Linked DNA regions of Homo sapiens: all the other regions are linked to region 1. A link is a contact called in ENCODE Hi-C or POLR2A ChIA-PET data. All regions are on one chromosome and are shown on one strand. Each heading gives the region's core, a stretch centred on a gene start or an enhancer-like site at or near the end of the contact. The rest is flanking DNA. Distances are from core to core; before and after follow the strand shown.

Region 1 (2,662 bases), core at 50-2,549:
GCAAATGAAGTAATTGAGCTTCTGAGAAATTACGAGTTGCCCAAGATTACCCAGTTAGCAATTGGCAGAGCTGGGATATGAACTCCCCCTGGTCTAGTCCAAAGCCCATGACCTTTCAGGGGCCAAGACCAAAAATGGAGAGGGAGACGGCGGGCTCTGGTTAGGCAGAAGGATGATCACACATGCAGGAGGACTTGAACTTCCTGGGGCCGGAGGGGTGCGCAGGGGAGGTGCTGGGGATGAGGTTGGGGCCAGTCAACTGGCAGGGAGGGATAGTTTCCTCCCAGTCTAGATGCCTGGTCCAAAACAGACAAACTGCATGTTTTGTCTCTACAAAAACTACAAAAATTAGCTGGGCAGCCGGATGTGGTGGCTCATGCCTGTGATCTTGTAATCTCAGCACTTTGGGAGGCCAAGTCAAGTGGATTGTTTGAGCTCAGGAGTTCGAGACTAGACTGGGCAACATGGCAAGACCTTGCTGCTGCTAAAAATACAAAAACAAAAAAACAAAGCAAAAAAAAAACCGGGTGTGGTGGTGTGTGTCTGTGGTCCCAGCTACTCAGGAAGCTAAGATGGGAGGATTGCTTGAGCCTGGGGGAGGTCGAGGCTACAGTGAGCTGTGGTCATGCCGCTGCACTTTAGTCTGGGTGATATAGTGAGACCCTGTCTCAAAGAAAAAAACAAAAAGTCCGGGCGTGGTGGCTCACTCCTGTAATCCCAGCACTTTGGGAGGCTGAGGCAGGTGAATCACGAGGTCAGGAGTTTGAGACCAGCCTGGCCAATGTGGTGAAACCCTGTCTCTACTAAAAATACAAAAAAATTAGCTGGGCATAATGGCGGGCGCCTGTAATCCCAGCTACTTGAGAGGCTGAGGCAGGAGAATCGCTTGAACCCGGGAGGCGGAGGTTGCAGTGAGCTGAGATTGCACCACTGCATTCCAGCCCAGCTGATAGCGTGAAATTCCTTCTAAAAAAAAAAAAGTCTGGGCACGGTGGCTCACACCTGTAATCCCAGCACTTTGGGAGGCCGAGGTGGGCAGATCACCTGAGGGCAGGAGTTCGAGGCCAGCCTGGCCAACATGGTGAAACCCTGTCTCTACTAACAACACAAAAATTAGCTGGGTGTGGTGGCAGGCGCCTATAATCCCAGCTACTCAGGAGGCTGAGGCAGAAGAACCTCTTGAACCTGGGAGGCGGAGGTTGCAGTGAGCCGAGATTGCGCCACTGCATTCCAGCCTGGGCAACAAGAGCGAAACTCCGTTTTGGAAAACAAAACAAAACAAAAGTCTAGGGGCAGCGGAGATATAGCGCCAGCCAGCAGGTGTCGCTGTGACACCCATTCTCTTTGGTGTTCTGATGGAAAGAGCAGAGTGAGATATTTGAGTCGGATTAAGATTGTGTAGACAGGGAAGAGATAGCGATGGTAAACACGGGCCATACCTCTGCTGGAGATAGTAGGGAGGTTGAACAATATCACTTAGGAAAAATGCCCAGCCAGATGCTCAACAAACGGGTTATTTTCTAGGAAATTTACCACCTGTGTCATTTTTCTTTTGTGTGTGTGTGTGTGTGTGTGTGTGTGTGTGTGTGTGTGTGTGTGTCATTTTTCTTTTCTCACTGAGACAGGATCTCACTTAGTTGCCCAGGCCGGAATGCAGTGGCACGATCACAGCTCACCGCAGCCTCGACTTTCCCGGGCTCAGGTGATCCTCCCACCTTAGGCTCCCCAAAAGCTGAAATTACGGGCAGGCGCTAATTTTTGTATTTTTGTAGAGATAGGTTTTTGCAATGTTGCCTAGGCAAGTCTCAAGTTCCTGGGCTCAAGTGATCTCCTGCCTCAGCCTCCCAAAATGCTGAGATTAAAACCGTGCCTGGCCTTATTTTTCTTAATTTCTCTGTGCCTCCGTTTCCTCATCTATAAAATAGGATGCTGTGAAGATTCAGAGAGTTAATGTCCATCTGGCATGTTGTAAGGACTTGGTAAGGGTTTAATGTTGATTATTTTCCTCCTGTCAGCAACAATCTGCCTTGCTGGGCTCCCAGAGTTTTATTCCCCCCACCTGTGTAGACCTCTTGTCACACCAAGGACTCTCTCTGGACACAAGGGCAGGATACTGAGGGGGACAGAGATGCATTCAGGGTGTGTTCGCTCTGGAGGGTGAGAGGGTTTGAAAGTCAGTGTCGACCGGGCGTGGCGGCTACACCTGTAATCCCAGAACTTTGGGAAGCCTAGGCGAGTGGATTGCCTGAGGTCAGGAGTTTGAGACCAGCTTGGCCAACATGGTGAAACCCCGTCTCTACTAAAAATGCAACAGTTAGCCGGGTGTGGTGGCATGCGCCTGTCGTCCCAGCTGCTTGGGAGGATGAGGCAGGAGAATTGCTTGAACTTGGGAGATGGAGGTTGCAGTGAGCTGAGATGGCGCCACTGCACTCCAGCCTGGGCAACAAAGCAAGACTACGTCTCAAAAAAAAAAAAAAAAAAGCTGGTGTCCATCGGCAGGTGACGTCATTGCTCAAAACTCAGTTTTCCTGTCTGTGAAATGGATATCAGTGAAAGAGCCAGCGGCGAATGTGAAACTCCAGCCTAGTGTCTGGCACAGAGTGGGCATTCAAATAGCAGTAGCTGCAGGGCTTGTTGGCACTGGTGTTGGGGGCTTGGGACC
Region 2 (2,662 bases), core at 106-2,605, 230 kb before region 1:
ACAGGGGAGAAATCCAATTTTTTTCCAATTAGTCTCAGGCGGTTGCTTTTATAATAGCCAAGTTGTGTGCAAGACCAAGATTTGCATTTAGTTGTTGCAGATACTCCTGGCTCATTTGAAGATCTTTTAAAGGAAGATAGTGTCCAGAATATTCAAGCATTCAGATGGAAAAAGACAAAAGATCAAACAGCCATGCAGATTCAAAATAATTTTTTTTTCTTTTTTTGAGATGGAGTCTTGCTCTGTCACCCAGGCTGGAATGCAGTGGCACGATCTCGGCTCACTGCAGCCTCCACCTCCCGGGTTCAAGTAATTCTTGTGCCTCAGCCTCCTGAGTAGCTGGGATTACAGGCGCCTACCACCACGCCCAGCTAATTTTTGCATTTTTTTTAGTAGAGATGAGGTTTCATCATGTTGGCCAGGCTGGATTTGAACGCCTGACCTCAGGTGATCCGCCCGCTTCGGCTTTCCAAAGTGCTGGGATTACAGGCATGAGCTACCACGCCAGCCTCAAAATAATTTTTATGAGTGTGTTGTAAAGATTTCTTTAGACAGGCTTTTTTTTTTTAAGTCATTCTGTCTTTGGGAAGCTTCCGTGTACCATCGAACAATGCATCTCATTGTTTCTTAAGTACTCAGGATCATCTTTTTTTAATGTACCCATAGATGAATAATTTCATCTAGAGTAAAACTTCCCTATTGTGGCCACTAGAATTGTAAGTTATCTTCCTGAGGCACATCCATTTCACTAGAATGGCACAGGTTCTGAATCTTCAGGTTCTAAACATAAAGTTAGCTGGAGCTCCAGACAGAGGAGTTTCAGACTCCCCAGATTCTGATGAACACACAATGCCCTGTCCTTCTAAATATGTGCTTACTTGAGGCCTCCAACTGGACCCTGTTCATTTCTTGTCAAATACCCACTTCAACCTCCAGATCCCAATCTGGATTCCAGTCTGGAAGTCCGTATACTAGACTGGACCTAGTCCAGCTCCTGTCAAACACCCAGTTTCACCCTAGTGAAAATTGCAAGGGCCCCAACATAGCAAGGAAAAATTGGAGGTAATGATAACTCCTATTTATGGCTTACTGTGTTCCCAGCCCTGTGTGTGCCAAGGGCTTCCAATATACCCTGTGAAATAAAGCTATTATTAACTCCATTTTACAGCTGAGGAAAGAGAGGAAGGCAGATGACTTACAAAGGTCACAAAGGGCCAGGCAGAGCTGGGATTTGAAGCTCAGTCATTAAAATAGACTCGGAGGTGTGCGTTGTTTGAAAGCTTGCTGCAAAAGCCAGGATGTGGCCCCAGAAAGAGGCACCAGGGTTGCATTAACAGAGGCAAGGGGCTGCCTGTGTGATGTGTCTTCCTGTGTGATCTCACACTAGCCCTGTGAGAGTGACAGGCCTGGTCTACCACTCCAGGTGATGGCTGGAGAAACCACGGTCCAGAGAAGTCAGTGATTTGCCAGAGATTACATAGTCAAAGGCAAAGCTGAGGTTCATGAGCCAGGTCAGTGACCATACCCTCTCACCCCACACTCACCATACCCTGACACCCTGTGTGTGTTAGGGCCTAGTGCTATGCACTGCAGACGCTGGAGGAAGCAGGAGGAGAGGGAGTGAAGAAGGGAGAAAGCTTAGTTTCAGGGCAGATGCCAGACCTCTGGTCTCTGGGTGGGATTCCTGACTACACTCCTGAGCCCTTCAATCCAGGGGAAAGCCATCCCAACCCTGACCTTGAACCCTTAGGCCTCCATAATACTCGCTTTAGGTGGCAGCACCCTCGTGTGGCTACAGATGGTAACTACATAAAGTTACAGGTTTCCTCCCTCAAAAGGATGCCTCACTCCCCAGGGCCTCACCCTTCTGCAATCCCTCTGAGCCTCAAAAAGAGAAGATGGCCATTCATGGGGCTAATGGCGGGTGGCAAGGGCAGGATGACATGGACAGGGCACTGGGCTGGGAGTCAGGAACCCTCAGATAAAATCCTCACTTGGTTACTGACTGCGGGGCTTAAGTCTCAAACTCCTCATCTGTATAAAGGGCTGAAACATCTCTCCCTGACTCCCTAAAGCTTTCTACAAGGACCAATGGTATCTCAAATACAAAGTACTCTGTAAACTGTAAAGCACTGTGAGAGGGTAAGGGTTATTACATAAACTGAGGAATGCACATTGGAGGGACTCTGGAAGAGAGACCAAGAATGCCGGTACCCAGTGTGTGACGACAGCCCGGGCCATAGAATCCTTGGGACGGACTTGGTAGCAGAGTAATGGTGGTCAGAAGAGGGGGTGGCCCAGAGCCCAGGCCACTCCATGAAACCCAATCCTGCAGATGGAGGGGTCTGCCCCCATGCCCACCCCCTCGCATGATGAACTAAGGGGAAAGCTTTATTGATCAGAGTTGGTCTATCAAAAGACTTGCATCAGATCCTAGGACCTATTTCCACATCTATGAGATAGGGACAGCCGCATTCTTCACAGGGCTGTTGGTTCCCAGAACAGTTGTTGAGAACATGTGAAAACCATCTCATGTGTGACTTGACGCAGAGTCGGTTCACAACAAATGACATTATTATGTAAACTAATGAACAAAGATAGTTTTGTTCATCAAAAACTGTGCAGGGAAACTGGTATCATTTATTACACCAGTGTGCTGGAC
Region 3 (2,662 bases), core at 67-2,566, 230 kb after region 1:
GCAATAGCAAGACTCTGTCTCAAAAATAAATAAATAAATAAAAATGAAAAAAAAATAAATGTAGGTAAACTCAAGAGAATAGATAATAGTGAAATATAGTAAAATAATTAGGAAGTGATGATTTTTAATATCTTTGTTTTAATATAATTTATTTAATTGTAAATGTATACAATTTAATTTTAAAATTTTTATTATGATGATATATATTTTTTGGGGACAGGGTCTCACTCTGTCATCCAGGCTGGAGTGCAGTGGCATGATCACAGCTCACTGCAGCCTTGACCTCCTGGGCTCAAGCAATCCTCCCACCTCAGCCTCCTGAGTAGCTGAGAATATAGGCATGCGCCACCGCACCCCGTTAATGTTTAAAATTTTTTGTAGAGACAGGGTCTCACTATGTTGCCCAGCCTGATATTATGATTTTTTAAGAGATGGAAGTCTCACTATTTTGCCCAGGCTGATCTGGAACTCCTGGCCTCAAGTGATCCTCCTCTCACCTCAGCCTCCCAAAGTGCTGGGATTACTGGTGTGAGCTGCTGTGCCCAGTATACAATTTAATTTTTAGCAATGACTGTTAAACAGCCCTCTTGCAAAATGCCTGAAACTTTAGCAATTTGCTCTTGCTAGCTGGTGTGAGCGGCTCTTATACACTGATGGACTTGTCCCCAGCCAAAGGCATCCCACAGGGCATTGTCAACAAAAGAGGCCCCATGATATAATATTTATAATTATAAATATTAATACTTTTTGACCCAGTCAAAATCATCTCCCAGACCTCAAGAAACTCTTCTTGGGGTCACTTGCACCTCCTCTTAATTCTCCTAAACACATTGTTGCCATTTAGACTACTGAATGTCAGAGCCAGAAGGGTCCTGAGGCCATTTGGTGCCTTCAACTTGTGAAGATGGGGAAACTGAGGCCCAGGGTAGGGCAGGGACTTGCTTAAGCTCATTAACATTGAAAACCAAGTCTTATGGCTCCCAGGTCAGGACTCATCCTATTAACTCCTTTCTTAGGGATAGGGAAGCTGGCCCAGAGAGAGGAAGGTGAGTGCAAATTCACACAGCAAACAAGCGTCAGAGCCAGAGCCTGGGGATTCTCCTCGCCCGCCCAGATCTCCTCGGAACCTTCACCTTCCTCTTGGGCCCTGGAAATGAGGCATGTGCGCGCCTCCTCCGTGCACCCAGGGCCAGGCGTTGAAGACGGAAGGGGCGATTCCTGCGGGTGTTCTTCTCGGAGCTGAGGTTGGCACGCACCAGTTTGTCCACCGGGGGGCACTACGGAGCCGAGCTAGGAGAGCGCGCGGGCTCCCGGAGCCTCCCAGCCCTGATTGATCCGCACTTGAGCCCGGCGGGAAAACAGGTGTCCCGAGAGGAGAGGAACTAGCCAGACGTCACCCTGAGAACTAGAGACAGAGCTGGCACTTGACGCGGACCTCCTGACACCAGTCAGGTGCACTCTCCCGGCGTCTAAGCGCGTCCCTCCCCCTCTTCCGGGGGCCGGGCTGCTACTTCTTTTCCTGTCAACTGGGGTCAGCGAAGGCCCTCCTGGGCCAGGCTGTGCAGAACCACAGCTCTGTCTGGCATGGCATTGCACCTCCACTGGACAGTGGCCGGTGCTGAGCGACACATGCCTCATTCCCTCTCTGTCCAGGGCCGCTCCCCACCCCGCCTTCTTCTTCTTCTTCTTCTTTTTTTTTTTGGAAACGGAGTCTTGCTCTGTCACCCAGGCTGGAGTGCAGTGGCGCGACCTCGGCTCACTGCAATCTCTGCCTCCTGGGTCCAAGCCATTCTCCTGCCTCAGCCTCCCAAGAGTACCTGGGATTACAGGCGCCCGCCACCACACCCAGCTAATTTTTGTATTTTTAGTAGAGACGGGGTTTCACCATGTTGGCCAGGCTGGTCTTGAACTCCTGACCTTGGGTGATCCGCCCATCTCGGCCTCCCAAAGTGCTGGGATTACAGGCGTGAGCCACCGCGCCCGCCCCGCCTTCTGTCATCCCGTATCAGCGCAAGTCTTTGCCGTTTACCAAACATTGTCACACCCTCTGATTACCTTCTTTTTCTGAGTAGAGAGGAAGGGTGGCGGGGGCTGGGGTTAGACCTGAGCTTCAGTCTTGGACCAGCTACTCAAACTCACCTCGTTACACAATCACTTTGTGCCTTGGTTTCCTTATTTTAAAGCAGAGATCATAGTTCTTATCTCACAGGGTTGTTGAGAGGATTAAAAGAGGTAACACAGCAAGTCCTTGGGAACTTTTCTTTTTGAGACAGGGTCTTGCTTTGTATCCCAGGCTGAAGTGCAATACCGCGATCGTGGCTCACTGCAGCCTCCACTTCCTGGCCTCAAGCAATCCTCCTGCCTCAGCCTCCATGTAGCTGGGACCACATGCGGCTCCACCATGGCTAATTTTTTATTGTTTTGTAGAGGCAGGGTTTTACTTTGTTGCCCAGGCTGGTCTCCAACTCCTGGGCTCAAGCGATCCTCCCATCTCTTCCTCCCGAAGTGCTGGGATTACAGGTGTAAGCCACCTCACCTGGCCCTTGGGAACTTTTTATCATGATTGAAACCTGCACAAGCATCGTAGGAGAGATGGAACTGCCTTCACCTTACACTGGCAGAACTGAGGCTCTGAGAGGCTCTCAGTGAGGAGTCATAAGGG
Region 4 (2,662 bases), core at 67-2,566, 210 kb after region 1:
TAAGAATGACTGCCTGCCTAGAATTACTGGGCATAGCGCCCAAGATAGGGTAGAGGCCGTTGAGAGCTTTGACCTCTCCATCTAAGCCCAAAGCAGTAGAAGAAGGGCTGAGGTCAATCATTAGCTAAGCAGTTTCTACTTTTCTTCCCACTCGCAGGGCCTGTAGGGTAGTGGGAAGAGCTCTGGGTTACAGATCTAGAAACCTTAGATTTTCATATTGGCTCTGCTGTGGAATTGTTATAATACATTTCTACTCTCCTGGTTTCAGTTTCCCTGTTGAACTAGATGGTATGGGAATCTCCAAGTTCCTCACCTGTGAGATTCTTTGAATCCTGATTCTTCTCCATCCCAACACCACAGCAGTTCTCCACATCCTCCTAAACCAGTGATCCTCCCTCCCAGGTCTTGACCTTGCCTTGGGACCCTCTACTGCACATCAGAAGTCCAATGGCTTTCTCTGCCTACCCCTCGCACAGATAGGTGAGCCTTGGGTTGCAGGAAAGGCCCAGCTGATCATGGGCCTCTTGCCCCACCCTACCACGAGGCTCACAGACAGTGATGAAGGCCTGGATACATAGACTGCAGGACAAGGTCAGACTGGCTGGTGAGAAAGGGCATTCTCCAGCAAGAATTCTCTTCCCTAACCAAGCAGAGATGGGGATTGCTGCTTACTGCAGGTTCCTGTCTTACGTCCTTCTCATATCTGATTCACTGATCCACAGTTTTTTCCCCACTAATCTTTTTCCTCCTAGGTATTTCCTACTTGTTTACATCATTGTACACTCCCTGGCTGCCCCATTCCCTTTCTGGGTTCAGTCTCCTCCAATTTCTAAACTACCCATGCCCCTGTTCTTTTTCTCCCCTGGCTACACTCCCTTTCCTGTGATCAGTGTTCTTTATCCAAACCCTCCTCCTACCTCCAAATCACATATCCCTCTTCCTGGAAAGAGCCTCCCACACAGCTGCCTCCTTCCACCACCTCCCTACCGTGGTCTCTAACCAGATTTGGACCACCAAAGCCCCCTCTGAACAGGCCCCACCTGCTCTAGGCCAGGCTGCCATCTCCGCGCTCCCCTATTCCCCAGTCTTAACCAGGAGGGATGCGGCAGGAGTGCTGCGTGGGGCTAGGCACGCCACCAGCCAGTCCCCAAGCCAACATCCTGAGCCCCGCGGCTTGCTCACCGAGTGACTTCATGTAGTCATCGAAATTCTTGCTGTCCACTAGCTTCCAGGTGCCCAGGAAAGCGTCCACCATAGTGATGCTGGGCTAGGCTGAGAGAAGCTACAAGAGAGCAGGCGTGCAAGGGCTCCGACGGCGGCTCCCTGCCCGGGCTGCCGCTTTAAATAGCCCTCGCATCACATGAGGAGACGTGGCCCACGCCCCCGGCTCCCGAAATAGGAAGCCCCAGGCTAGGGCTCACCCAGGAGGGGCTGGTGCGCCCATCCCCCAACCCACCGAGGTGGGTGGGGACCAGCCAGTGGCGCCCTGCTAGCCTGCGTCAGCGCCAGTGCCTGGCCCCCGAGTCCCTACCCCAGGCTGGTAGGACCTTCTCCCTTTCCTGGCCTCTAGGCACTCTGGAATCTGAGAAGGAAGCAGCCAACACCAGCCCGAGAGCTAGGGCGCATGCCATGGTGGATATCTTCCCGTCCCCCAGTCCCTCTTTGAGCTTAGCGTCAGAGCAGAGATGAGACTAGAAAAGCAAAACGCCCTTGGGCTGGTGCCCACGCCGGGGAAAGCTCTGGTTGACTTCTGGCACGGGCATCTGTCCTCGTTTTACAAGTGAGGAGTCCGAGGCTCACAGGGGAACTGACAAGGTCTCAAGAAATAGGAGGGGGTGAATGGAGCTCAGATTGCAAGCTTAGTCTAGCGGGCTTCAGAGCTCGCGCTCTCCCTTCACTCTCACTGCCTGGTGGCGGAGACAGTCACCAGCGGCTCGGTCTGCGGCTGAGCTGACCTTGTCCTCTGCCTGTTTTGAGCAAAAGCCTGACCCTTCGCGCCCCGCCCGCCTCACACGTGCTTGCCCCTCCCTGCGGAATGTCTCCTGCTGGCCCTCCTCCGTCCCCACCCCACCCCACCATCTAGCTCCCCACCCGCCCCTGCAAGTGCTCTGGGCTTTTCCGGTTTCTTCGCACAGCTCCGAGCTTTAGCTCAGGTCGTTCCCAGCTCCCCTCCTGCAGAAATTCTGCCAATTCGGTCAGCTCTTCAAGGCCCATGGCTGCCTTCCCCACCTGCCGCCCTTTCTTTGGCCTGTGCACACTAGCAAGCCGCCTGCACTTTTGGGTAATTTGCTGCCTCCTTTCGAGAGCCTGTTGTGCGGTGGTTTGTCACTGTATAGTTTACTAAGCACTTTCAGTAAAAATAAGACCTGCCTTGTCTTGCTATTTATTGCATGCTGAGGGCTTTGGGTGTATTGTTTCATTGAACTTTTTATTTTATTATTATTTTTTAGAGACAAAGTCTCTCGCTGTGTCTCCCAGGCTGGAGTACTGTGACGCCATCATAGCTCACTGCAGCCTCAAACTCCGGGGCTCAGGGGATCCTCCTACCTTAGCCTCCCCAGCAGCTGGGACTATAGGCACACGCCACCACACCTGGCCTCATTGGACTTTTAAAGCAAAATCCATGAAGTAGGTGTTACTGTATTATTTTCTCTTTTTAAAA
Region 5 (2,662 bases), core at 163-2,662, 200 kb before region 1:
CTTACTGTATAAAACTTCAGGATACGCACACACATGCCAATGTGTATATATAAACATAGTTTTGACTTGAAACTCGCCTCTTTCAAACTCAAAGCTATCACTCCTAGGTCTAGAATAATAAGTCTATTACCCTACCCACTTCAGACTTCTCTTGAATCTTATAAATCACTTTCTAGTCTGCCTATCCAAACGAAGGCATCCTGTTTGTTTTTAGTCAAGTTCTCACTTCTGAGTCCATGAAGCCACTTTTAATCTTGCTGGTTAAGAACAGAATCTTCTTGGTAAAGTGGCCACATGTGCTGATTTGCCCAGGACAGTCCTGATTTAGGCCTATCATCACCAAGTAATTATTCATAGCACCCCCTTCCACTCACAAAAGTGTTCTGGTTTGCATGATACATTATATGGTGACTCTACATCTAGCATTCAATTTTCCCCATCTAGCAAATAAATCAGTACTTTAAACTTAATACATAACTGCGGGAGAGGAGTATGCACCATGCTTGAGATAAGAAAACATCTCCCATGTCCTGAAAGATTTAGAGATTTGCCACCAAAAAAAAGGTAATATAATTTTCTTTTCATTCTTATAGCCTGCTGCTTGGGATCCTCTTTTTCTCTCCCTATTTTCTAGAATCTAGATGGTAATATTTTAAAATCCCATGCATAAAACAATCTAAATATTTAATAGGGAAATATACATCTCCTCATTAACATACTATATGGTTTGAGAGTTTATATTTACAAATATTTTAAAATATGGCAAAATTTTAAAAATAAAATGCTTTTTGTGAAAAAGCAAGATATTATATGTACATATAGCAGAGGGGAAATTTTGAAAGGAAATAAGGCAAAATATTAATTGTGGTGGTATTTCAGGTGGTGATACTAGGTGATTAAATTCTGTCTCTGTGTTTCCTAGCTTCACTGAAATGAACCTGTGTTTATATTGTTTACATTGAAATACTCTCACAGGTAGCCAAAGAATAAAATGTTCATACTAAAGCTAACTGAATATACAGGGAATGTACCCAAACTATAATAAAGCCAAAACTGCTATACTATCTATAGGTACAGCCTGAATAACATGAGGTATTTACGGAAGGCACAGAACACCCAGGACACTTCTAGTATAAAGGGACTGTCCTTTGCTTATGCAAAGTTCTTGTAATGTCATCGGTGGCAAGAGAGTTCTAGAGTTCAAGGTGGTGTTAGAGTAATGGTTCTTACCCAGGTTTAAGCTTGAAGAGGATCCATGTGAAGAGAGGGAAGGAGGTGGTGTCTGTGAATGTCCTGGTCCCTGACTAGGGAGAGGCATGCCCACGGGTCCAGGAGAGGAGGAAAAGCTAAGGCCGTTATAAAAACTGTGTCCAATGGGGGTCAAGCTGCTCGATGTCCTCTTATAAAGGTCACTGCTGCCAGTCAGGGAGTCACGGCGGGAGCCACTGCCAGTGTTGGAGTTTGCAACTAAAATGGAATTAAAACAATGCAGATAAGAACAGGCCTGTTCTTCGAAGAACAAGCCCAGTGACCTGTTCCTAACACTTTGATCCAGACTCCTTACCACCGCAAATTTGTCAGCAGAGACAGCCTAACTGTTAATGTAGCAGTACTAGGGGCAGATAAGTAATAAAGAGGACATGGCTCAGGTTAACATGACCATCAAACATATGCCAAATTTACCTTCCTATGGTGTCGTATATTATAGGATAAGGGAGGGTTAAAAAGCTCTGACGGCCACATGAACTATGGAAAAGGTGGAAGAAAATGGACTAGAAGAATGCCTTTCATCAATTGAAAAGGTTCAAGTAGAAAAATGGGATACAGAAAAAAGATTTGTAAATGGGGTACTGCCCCACTACACAAGACTTCTATATGAAAGCCTGTTTTCTCAGTGGGTTCAATCGAGAGTTAATGCTGCCCTCAATTCCAATTAAGATACTTTCTTTCACACATGCCCTTCTATTTAGGGATCACTTTTGTTTGTTTGTTTTTTATAATCTCTGCAATTATCCCATTATTCACCATACTACACTCCTGCTTTTTTCATCAAAACATTAAAAATATCTTGGTCTAATATCCTTCCTCCTAATTTTCCACATGTCTACCTTAAATTCTACTCAAAAGACTGAAGAAAACTTGTAACTCTTTAAGGCCTGCAGGCCAAGAACTCGGCTCAGTCTCAATTGTGGAGTATTTCAGCTCTGCTATCTTTAGTAAGTCCTCCTCCCTCAGTTTTTGATATCAATTTCTACAGTTCCCTCAATATTTTTCCCAAATACAGCAAAAATCTTCCCTAGATTTCAAATCCCTGAAAGAAACTGATTAAGTAAGTAGCCACATGAGCATGGATTGAAATAGGTCCCATCTGTATAACTTGATTTCAATAGTCTATCATCTCACAGATTATGTGGGATGGCTGGATTCCCACAAGGCTTGGTCCAGATCTGCCTGTGGTTCCATGCATTGCCAGTATTCCAGAAGGATTGTAAAAATAATTAAAATTCAGTCTTAAGAGCATATCAGTCTAATTTCTACCTGCTGTTCCAAACCCTCCAAGGGCGGATCCCAGGGTGGCGCCGAGAGAACTGCTACTTCCGAATCCCAAGGATGTGTTGGCAGGCTGGGCAGAGCCCTGGGAGAAGAGGGAGCTGCTCTGTGA

Evidence for each region. A loop is a pair of places that touch in the nucleus more often than their neighbours do. ChIA-PET counts read pairs that join two places held with the same protein, here RNA polymerase II (POLR2A). Pooled maps may share reads with other maps.
Region 2: a pooled map shows a loop between it and region 1 (2.6-fold over the local background). The contact joins two enhancer-like sites. A Hi-C loop is called at or near these places in 2 of 50 pooled maps. POLR2A ChIA-PET finds 5 or more read pairs at or near these places in 4 of 52 experiments (IMR-90, K562, OCI-LY7 and 1 more).
Region 3: a pooled map shows a loop between it and region 1 (5-fold over the local background). The contact joins two enhancer-like sites. A Hi-C loop is called at or near these places in 1 of 168 maps with a recorded cell type or tissue (endothelial cell of hepatic sinusoid) and 8 of 50 pooled maps. POLR2A ChIA-PET finds 5 or more read pairs at or near these places in 3 of 52 experiments (GM12878, PC-9 and activated CD4-positive, alpha-beta T cell).
Region 4: a pooled map shows a loop between it and region 1 (2.6-fold over the local background). The contact joins the promoter of FABP3 here to the enhancer-like site in region 1. A Hi-C loop is called at or near these places in 4 of 50 pooled maps. POLR2A ChIA-PET finds 5 or more read pairs at or near these places in 4 of 52 experiments (GM12878, K562, WTC11 and 1 more).
Region 5: a pooled map shows a loop between it and region 1 (2.1-fold over the local background). The contact joins two enhancer-like sites. A Hi-C loop is called at or near these places in 5 of 168 maps with a recorded cell type or tissue (IMR-90, K562, cardiac septum and 2 more) and 11 of 50 pooled maps. POLR2A ChIA-PET finds 5 or more read pairs at or near these places in 3 of 52 experiments (GM12878, PC-9 and activated naive CD4-positive, alpha-beta T cell).

What each region holds. Positions count from the first base shown.
Region 1 is chr1:31,161,537-31,164,198 of GRCh38, forward strand. No RefSeq gene overlaps it. Among named protein-coding and RNA genes, the nearest start is that of NKAIN1, 77 kb to the right of the region's middle. RefSeq lists an enhancer at 2,276-2,662. Within about 2 kb of position 1,300, at least 3 of the 41 ENCODE cell types and tissues checked have a DNase peak (open chromatin) inside an H3K27ac peak, as active enhancers do.
Region 2 is chr1:30,927,801-30,930,462 of GRCh38, forward strand. No RefSeq gene overlaps it. Among named protein-coding and RNA genes, the nearest start is that of SNORD103A, 6.6 kb to the right of the region's middle. Within about 2 kb of position 1,356, at least 4 of the 41 ENCODE cell types and tissues checked have a DNase peak (open chromatin) inside an H3K27ac peak, as active enhancers do.
Region 3 is chr1:31,393,540-31,396,201 of GRCh38, forward strand. No RefSeq gene overlaps it. Among named protein-coding and RNA genes, the nearest start is that of SERINC2, 18 kb to the right of the region's middle. RefSeq lists a silencer at 1,163-1,457. Within about 2 kb of position 1,317, at least 6 of the 41 ENCODE cell types and tissues checked have a DNase peak (open chromatin) inside an H3K27ac peak, as active enhancers do.
Region 4 is chr1:31,371,760-31,374,421 of GRCh38, forward strand. FABP3 (fatty acid binding protein 3) reads right to left here and starts at 1,317. Exons shown (of 4, transcript NM_004102.5): 1 at 1,183-1,317. The coding sequence starts at 1,255. LOC124903892 (a long non-coding RNA gene) reads left to right here and starts at 2,540. Exons shown (of 2, transcript XR_007065573.1): 1 at 2,540-2,628. RefSeq lists a silencer at 1,503-1,797.
Region 5 is chr1:30,963,444-30,966,105 of GRCh38, forward strand. PUM1 (pumilio RNA binding family member 1) reads right to left here. Exons shown (of 22, transcript NM_001020658.2): 13 at 2,539-2,662; 14 at 1,231-1,467. Among named protein-coding and RNA genes, the nearest start is that of SNORD103C, 3.5 kb to the right of the region's middle. Within about 2 kb of position 1,413, at least 4 of the 41 ENCODE cell types and tissues checked have a DNase peak (open chromatin) inside an H3K27ac peak, as active enhancers do.